2 separate regions of the Homo sapiens genome follow, and region 1 is linked to region 2. Evidence: read pairs that join two places in POLR2A ChIA-PET (ENCODE). Cell type or tissue: CD4-positive, alpha-beta T cell. All regions are shown on one strand. Each heading gives the region's core, and the rest is flanking DNA. Links, peaks and the distances in the headings are about the cores only. Region 1 holds the start of TRNAU1AP (tRNA selenocysteine 1 associated protein 1). Region 2 has its middle 37 kb from the start of OPRD1.

What was found. ChIA-PET counts read pairs that join two places held together with the same protein. Peaks named below come from ENCODE experiments on the same cell type or tissue, not always from the same donor. Only the 100,000 strongest peaks of a DNase experiment are listed, where the experiment ranks them.
Region 1: POLR2A ChIA-PET joins it to region 2 with 6 read pairs; 3 of 35 experiments call an interaction of 5 or more read pairs at or near these places.

What each region holds. Positions count from the first base shown.
Region 1 is chr1:28,550,366-28,554,749 of GRCh38, forward strand. TRNAU1AP (tRNA selenocysteine 1 associated protein 1) reads left to right here and starts at 2,720. Exons shown (of 9, transcript NM_017846.5): 1 at 2,720-2,772; 2 at 3,275-3,372. The coding sequence starts at 2,746. RefSeq lists enhancers at 2,432-2,726, 2,450-2,509 and silencers at 2,660-2,799, 3,732-4,026. In CD4-positive, alpha-beta T cell, for the core only: no CTCF peak of the experiment used is centred there; DNase peaks (open chromatin) are centred at 2,236 and 2,606; H3K4me3 peaks cover 1,995 bases; H3K27ac peaks cover 1,655 bases.
Region 2 is chr1:28,773,184-28,777,567 of GRCh38, forward strand. No RefSeq gene overlaps it. Among named protein-coding and RNA genes, the nearest start is that of OPRD1, 37 kb to the right of the region's middle. RefSeq lists an enhancer at 1,974-2,268. In CD4-positive, alpha-beta T cell, for the core only: no CTCF peak of the experiment used is centred there; a DNase peak (open chromatin) is centred at 2,238; H3K4me3 peaks cover 1,099 bases; H3K27ac peaks cover 982 bases.

The DNA of each region.
Region 1 (4,384 bases), core at 127-4,126, 220 kb before region 2:
GAGGCTTTAGTCATATAAAGAAAAATAGCCATTATATATTGTTCTTTTGTGCTCTTATAATGTGTAACCATGCCCTTTAATTAAAGAATTCCAGGATCTACAAAAAAAAAAGAAAGCAGAAAAAAGAAGCCAGGCGTGGTGGCTCACGCCTGTAATCCCAGCACTTTGGGAGGCCACAGTGGGGGGATCATGAGGTCAGGAGTTCTAGACCAGCCTGGCCAACATAGTGAAACCCTGCCTCTTCTAAAAATAAAAAAAAAAAAAAAAAAAAAAAAAAACTAGCCAGGCATGGTGGCAGGTGGCTGTAATCCGTCTCAAACAAAAAAAAAAAAAAAAAAAAAAAAAGAAAGAAAAGAAAAAAGAGGCTGGGCGCTGTGGCTCACACCTATAATCCCAGCACTTTGGGAGGCCAAGGCAGGAGGATCGCTTGAGCCTAGGAGTCCAAAATGAGCTTGGCCAACATAGTGAGCTCTCCTCTCTGCAAAAAAAAAAAAATTAGCCAGCTGTGGGGGTGCACACCTGTAGTGCCAGCTACTCTGGAGGCTGAGGCAGGAGGATCACTTGAGTCCGGGAGTTTGAGGCTGCAATAAGCCAAGATTGTGCCAATGCGCTCCAGCCTGGGCGACAGAGAGAGACCCTCTCTCAGAATGACTGACCAACTGAATAAATAAATAAATAAATAAAATAAAAATAATTCTAGGATCTGGCCTTAGGAGATCCAAATTATCCAACCAAGGTTGTGGAATGTCTCATCTCAGGAAGAAATGCTGAAAACTTCATTTACAGCCTTGTTGCTGACAGCCAAACTACCAGGTAGCCCAGTACTAAAGATAATCATTGGCTGGGCGCGATGGGTGGCTCACGCCTGTAATCCCAGCACTTTGGGAGGCCGAGGTGGGTGGATCACCTCAGGTCAGGAGTTCGAGACCAGCCTGACCAACATGGTGAAACCCCGTCTCTACTGAAAATACAAAAATTAGCTGTGCCTGGTGGTGGGCGCCTGTAATCCCAGCTACTCAGGAGGTGAAGCAGGAGAATAGCTAGAACCCAGGAGGCTAGATTCTAGCTATTCTGAGCCGAGATTGTGCCATTGCACTCCAGCCTGGGCGACAAAGGAAGACTCCGTCTCAAAAAAAAAAAAAAAGATAATCATTACAACAGGATATGCTGACCTTCATACCCCACCCTCATGAGCTTTGTCCTGCCCAGCCTGTAAACCCTACACTTGATATCACTTTCCGTGCTTTGCCCAATAAAACATCTCAACCAGCTCTTTTCGGAGAGTCAGGGAATTCTCGCTCTCTTGTGCTGCCTCCCTTATACCCAGGCATAAGCTCCAATGAAGACTTGTCTGGGAAAACTTTTTTGGCCTCATGTTAATTTCTGTTGGATTGAGAGCCTAAGAACCCCTGGTAACAATAGGGAGGTAGTGGAACCGGGTTGTCCGGAGGGATATTTTCACTTTTTTGGATGCACTTGTATCTGCAGTTTTTTACAACGAGCATATATTAATGTTGTAATTATGTGTGTGTTTGTGTGTGTGTGTACGTGTGTATGTTTTTTGTTTTTTGTTTTTTTTTTAATTTGAGACAGAGTCTCACTCTGTCGCCCAGGCTGGAGTGCAGTGGCGCGATCTCGGCTCACTGCAGCCTCTGCCTCCCGGGTTCAAGTGATTATCCTGTCTCAGCCACCTGAGTAGCTGGGACTACAAGTGCACACCATCATACCCGGCTAATTTCTGTATTTTTAGTAGAGACGGGGTTTCACCATGTTGGCCAGGATGGTCTCGATCTCCTGACCTCGTGATCTGCCCACCTCGGCCTCCCAAAGTGTTGGGATTACAGGCGTGAGCCACCGCGCCCGGCCTTGTTTGTTTTCTAAATATGTAAAGTCAGAAATTAACCCAAGTAACGAGCATACATATATATGTGTGTGTGTGTGTGTATATATGTATATATATGTGTATGTGTGTATATATGTGTATATGTGTATTATGTGTGTATATGTGTATATATGTGTATATATATGTGTATGTGTGTGTGTGTGTGTATGTATATATATGGAGTCTTGCTCTGTCACCAGGCTGCGGTGCAATGGCGCTATCTCGGCTCACTGCAACTTCTGCCCCCTGGGTTTAAGCGATTCTCCTGCCTCAGTCTCCCGAGTAGCTGCGACTACCAGCGCTCGCCACCACGCCCGCTAATTTTCGTACTTTTAGTAGAGAGGGGGTTTCCCCCTGTTGGCGAGGATGGTCTCGATTTCTTCACCTCGTGATCCGCCCGCCTCGGCCTCCTCAAGTGCTGGGATTACAGGCGTGAGCCACCGTGCCCAGCCCTAACGAGCATATATTAATGTTGTAATTATATGTGTCTGTGTGTGTGTGGTTTTGTTTTCTATATAAAGTCAGACGAGTGTGTGTGTGTAGTTTTGTTTGTTTTCTAAATATATAAAGTCAGAAATAAACCCAAGTAACCCAGCCGCCTGGGCCAGGTGGTATCTGGCCCGCCCCATTCCAGCCTGAACTCCGCCCACCGCGATCCGGAAGCCTAGCGCCCAGTGGGTTGCAGGAAAAACCCGGAGCTGAACACACTGCCCGACCCGGGCCGCTGCGCTCGGGAGCCTGCGCAGAAGCCGTCGGAGGCGCATGCTCTGTAGCGGTCTCCGCAGCCAGGATTGGCGCCCGCGCGGGCCTTCGAGCCCCGCCCGCAGAGCCCCGCCCGCAAAGCCCCACCCCGGTGCGCGGGTATGGCGGCCAGCCTGTGGATGGGCGACGTGAGTGAGGGCAGCCGTCCGGGGTCTGAAGACAAGGAAGCATCTCGGTTTCGCGAGAGAGGAAGGATCTGAGTGGGAGGGGACTTGGGATCCCAGAAAGGGGAGACGTGTGACGGGGGTTCTTTTTGGTGACACAGAAGCGGGTTCCAGCATCTAAGTGAAGAGGCTGAGTCCGTGAGGCTAGGGGTCCTGGGGCCCCACCTGGGTTCGTGGGAGGGAAAGGTGGTGCTTTGGGGACATAGAATGGGAGCAATCCAAGGACTGAGGCGCGCTGTTCTGGGACCGGAGGAGTGGGGTTTCTAGGTCCAAGGGGAGGCTCCCTAAAGCGGGGCAAGCTTGAACCAAAAGAGCTGGGGTTTCAGGCCGCTCAGTGGAGGCGAACCTCGCCCCTCGCTCCCCCAGCGGCGCGTAGCCAGCCCTGGGCTGAACGGGAGGGGCTCTGGAACCCGGAGTGGGAAGCCCGGCCGCCGGCCTGAGCCGCTGTGCTCTTGTTTTTACGCAGCTGGAACCCTACATGGATGAGAACTTCATCTCCAGAGCCTTTGCCACCATGGGGGAGACCGTAATGAGCGTCAAAATTATCCGAAACCGCCTCACTGGGTAAGTCTCATCTCAGGTCTCTCTTAATACATCTCGTTGCAGCTGTCATGTACGAGAATGTAAACATCGTAGTCATGGCTTCTCACTACCCCTAGTAATAGTCACTGTAAAATTATAACAGCTAACATTTTGAGGTCCCAATGAGTGGAAGGATGGCATGTAGCTTAAGGGTAGGACTTGCCAGGCGTTGTGACTCACACCTGTAATCCCAGCACTTTGGGAGGCTGAGGTGGGTGGATCACCTGAGGTCAGGAGTTTGAGACCAGCCTGGCCAACATGGTGAAACCCCGTCTCTACTAAAAATACAAAAATTAGCCGGGTGTGGTGGCAGGCACCTGTAACCCCAGCTACTCCGGAGGCTGAGGCATGAGAATCACTTGAACCCGGGAGGCGAAGGTTGCAGTGAGCTGAGATCGTGCCACTGTACTTCAGCTTGGACAACAAGAGCAAAACAATGTCTCAAAAAAAAAAAAAACAAAAAAACAAAAAACGCAGGACTCAAGCGAGACTGGGTTTGAAAGCTATTTCTACTCTATGACCTTGGGTAAGTTACTTAACTGCTCTGTCTCATTCACTTTGAGTATAAAAATGGAAATAACAGCACCTACCTCCTAGAGTTATGGTGAGGATTAAATGAGTTAATTCACATTCATCATTAGGACAGTGTATGGCATATAGCATATGCTCAGTAAGTATAGTCAGATTACGATCTGCTGAGTAATAAGCAGTTTACATCCATTATCTCCTTAAAACCTCAGAAACTTCTGAGGTAGGTAAATACTATTATGAAGAGGCTTAATAACTTGAAGAGTTACAATAAATAGCCGGGCGCAGTGGCTCTCGCCTGTAATCCTAGCACTTTGGGAGGCCGAGGCAGGCCGGATCACGAGGTCAGGAGATTGAGACCATCCTGGCTAACACGGTGAAACCCCATCTCTACTAAAAATACAAAAAAAATTAGCTGGGCATGGTGGCGGGCACTTGTAGTCTCAGCTACTTGGGGGGCTGAGGC
Region 2 (4,384 bases), core at 283-4,282:
AGCCTCCCAAAGCGCTAGGATTACAGGTGTGAGCCAAGGCGCCCAGCTGAAACTATCATTCTTTGACCCACTAACTTTGGGCAGCTATGGATTGTTATTGCATGCAACAAGTGTTCCTGTGCCATTTGCCAAATGTTGCTTCACGATTTCTAGTCCTTCTACATTTATTAATTAGCACTCTATTGTAAGGAGGTGTCCCTTCTCTGTATTTATTCAGTATATCAGTATGGATTCACTTTTGCTCAAATTGTCTCAGCTTTGGCCATTAGGAGCTCCTTAAAATTGGCTCCTTTGTTTTCTTGACATGCTGTCATTATTTTTGGTGGTCTGGCTTTGTGGCTTATGCCTGTAACCCCAGCACTTTGGGAAGTTGAGGTGGGAGGATTCCTTGAACCTGGGAATTTGATACCAGCCTGTGCAACATATTGAGACCTGGTCTCTACAGAAAATAAGCCAGGTGTGGTATGCTCCTGTAGTCCCATCTGCTGGGGAGGCTGAGGTGGGAGGATGACTTGATCAGGGGAGGTTGAGGTTGCAGTGAGCTGCCTAACAGCAAGGCCCTGTCTCAGAAAAATTTTCTGGTGTCTGCCCTTCTGGTACTGTAAGATGTTCCCTGGGAATCTTGTATTTTCCCTGCCCCAATTCCACTTTTTTCCAAGAAATTCTGCTTCCTTTTATTGGAGAATGTTTCAGAATTATCGAGGTGTTTTTTCGTTTTGTTTTGTTTTTTGCTTTTAAGATACAGCGTCTCTTGCCCAGGCTGGAGTGCAGTGGCGCAGTCTCGGCTCACTGCAATCTCTGCCGCCTGGATTCAAGTGATTCTCCTGCCTCAGCCTGCTGAGCAGCTGGGATTACAGGTGCCTGCCACCGTGCCCGGCTAATTTTTGTAGTTTTAGTAGAGACAGGGTTTCACCTTGTTGGCCACGCTGTTCTCAAACTCCTGACCTCGTGGTCCAGCTGCCTTGGCATCCCAAAGTGCTGGGATTACAGGCGTGAGCCACCGTGCCCGGCCCTATTGAACTTTTTTTAAAGGCAATTCTTCAAATTGCAATGGATTATTAAACTGGGACTTATTACCAGGGTAAGTGGAGAATTATTGAGACTAATCAAAACACTTAACCACTTTATTTTGTCCTCACCTTTTAAAAAGCTACATGTGAATGAATCCTCTGGAATTAGAGGGCTTCCACTTGACAGTACTTCAGCTAGGGTATGGCTCAGTGCTCATGGGTTTACATCCTTTCACGATGTCTCTGTTAAGCCTTGTAAATAGAGACCCCAAAACGTTAGAAGTCCTACCTAGAATGTTTGAAGTCCTGGTTCCCACACCTTGGAGCTTTCTCTACCAGTGAGAAAGTAAATGCTCTTGTAATAAAAGTTTTCGGCCGGGGGCAATGGCTCACGCCTGTAATCCCAACACTTTGGGAGGCCAAGGCAGGTGGATCACCTGAGGCCAAGAGTTCGAGACCAGCCTGGCCGATATGGTGAAACCCCGTCTCTACTAATGTCTACTAATAATACAAAAATTAGCCGGGTGTGGTGGTGCACGCCTGTAATCCCAGCTACTCGGGAGGCTGAAGCAGGAGAATTGCTTGAACCCAGGAGGAGGTGGAGGTTGCAGTGAGCCGAGATCATGCCATTGCAGTCCAGCCTGGGCGACAAGAGTGAAACTCCGTCTCAAAACATACTAAAAAAATTAAGTTTTCGTTTTTCATTATGGAGCTAACATTGCACTTGATGTTACCACTTATTTGACTTTTATTTGAAAGTTGACTTGTGGCCTGCGTGTCATGAATGTTTTGAAAATGAGAGTGGAAGTAAAGGTGTCCCTAGGATTCAGATCTGTAAGTCCACTTGCAATCAATTTTTTCTGCTTTAGGAAGCAATGCCACTTTGTCATGAGCATCGCTCATCGCTAGTGGTTTCTGGGCAGCTGGTGCACCTCCTTACTACTGAGAAGCCTTTGGAACTGTGATGTTTAATTACAGCTGCCGGGTTTGCACGTGGGAAGCTGACATGGTGTGGTGAAAGCCAGCGGTCTTCAGCTAGTGGAGGGAATTACAGAAGGTCCCACGCCCTTTAGGGCCCTTGGCTCCGGGTTTCCGGGACAGGCTCTGGAGCTCCGCCTGCGGGGGCCGGGCTTGGCGGCTGGACGGCGCGTGCGCCGTGCCTGCGGATGGAGGAGGGCCACCTTCTGCCCGGCTGTAGCCAGGTTCCCTCCATGCTTCCCCACCCCGTCGCAGCCTGGTTTTTGTACGCCTTCTCTCTGACGGCGGTTGTGCCACCTTGAGCTGCGGCTCAAGATGGTGTCCGCCCTTGCTTCTGCGCCTGTGCGGAAGCGCCCGGCCCTCACCTGCGCAGGTGAGCTGGGTCGTCTGAGAGGGAAATGGGGTTTCACACCACCCTGCTAACCAGGCAAAGATGACATTCGTGTCATGTGTAGCTTATTGCTTTCTTCGGCCTCTTCAATAATGCTCAGACATGAGGCTTGGTAAAGGTTGGAAAGCTGTTAGCCGACCTGCGGGCCGTGGGTTCATGTACTCGAAAAAGTTGAGGTGCCTCTGAAGGGCAGCTCCCCGAGGAAACTCCCAATTTTGCTGCCCTCTCCAGGTGTGCGTGTGAGTGTACTCATCTGTTGTTTCCATGTGTTAGTTAACCTGTATTTTGTGAGCTCCTGTCGCTACTATTGTTGGGCATTGGGGAAAAGAGAAATAAATGAAGATTCTTGTTTTCTCAGCATCCTGTTTAAGGAATATACCATCTTATATTTGGCGAGCTCCATAAGAGCAGAGCTACCCAGAAAACTGCCCCTATCTATATTGGCGTTTTTTCCCTAGCTTTTCTTTATCTCTGGAAACCACAGGAGCCCTTCGCCTCTTCATCGTCCTCCACAGCTCAGCTCTCTCTCATAGGCTGTCTGTGCCATCCTTCAAGAGGTCTGTGATACTGGGCAGGTCAGAGAATTGCTCTGTGCACGCATTTTCTCGTCCGAAAAAGGAAATTGCCTCTGAAGCCACTTGATGGTATGAGTTTTACAGGGATTTAAATTGACGTTACTGGTGCTTTTTTTTTTTTTTTAAATGGAATCTTACTCCATCTCCCAGGCTGGAGTGCTATCTCCCAGGCTGGAGTGCAGTGGCACGATCTTGGCTCACTGCAACCTCTGCCTCCAGGGTTGAAGCGATTCTCCTGCTTCAGCCTCCCAAGTAGCTGGGATTACGGGAGCCCGTCACCATGCCTGGCCAATTGTATTTTCAGTAGAGACGGGGTTTCACCTTGTTGGTAAGGCTGGTCTCTAACTCTTGACCTCAGGTGATCCGGCCACCTCCGCCTCCCAAAATGCTGGGATTACAGGCGTGAGCCACCGCGCCGGGCCCCAGTAGTGCTGTTCTAATTTAAAACAAACAAACAGCTAACACAGTTCAGACAGTTACACATGCAGAATAAAAAGTGTGTACAGGCCGGGCGCAGTCCATCCTGGCTAACACGGTGAAACCCTGTCTCTACTAAAAATACAAAAAATGAGCCGGGCGTGGTGACGCGTGCTTGTAATCCCAGCTACTCGGGAGGCTGAGGGAGGAGAATCACTTGAACCTGGGAGGCGGAGGTTGCAGTGAGCGGAGATCGCACCACTGCACTCCAGCCTGTGCGACAGAGTGAAATTCCGTCTCAAAAAAAAAAAAAAAAAAAAGGACCACTAACGTCAATTTAAATCCCTGTAAAACTCATACCATCAAGTGGCTTCAGAGGCAATTTCCTTTTTTGGATGAGAAAATGCGTGCACAGAGCAATTCTCTGACCTGCCCAATATCACGCAGCTCGTGAAGGATGCCGCAGACAGCCTATGAGAGCAAGATTCCGTCTCAAACAACAACAAAAATCTTGGTATAATATTTGGCTAGGCCGGGCGCAGTGGCTCATGCCTGTAATCCTAGCACTTTGGGAGGCCGAGGCGGGCGGATTATGAGGTCAGGAGATCGAGACCATCCTGGCTAACATGGTGAAACCCCGTCTCTACCAAAAATACAAAAAATTAGCCGGCGTTGTGGCGGGCGCCTGTAGTACCCGCTACTCGGGAGGCTGAGGCAGGAGAATGGAGTGAACCCGGGAGGCGGAGGTTGCAGTGAGTGGAGATCGCACCACTGCACTCCAGCCTGGGCGACAGATCAAGACTCCGTCTCAAAAATAAATAAATAAATAAAAATAAATAAAAAACATTTCGCTAATCTATCCTTATAAACCTTTTTAAAAAAACACTTGCTTTATAACATATAAAATCAGTATATGGGCCAGGCCCGGTGGCTCATGCTTGTAATCCCAGCACTTTGGGAGGCTAAGGCTGGAGGATTACTTGAGGTCAGGAGTTTGAAACCAGCCTGGCCAA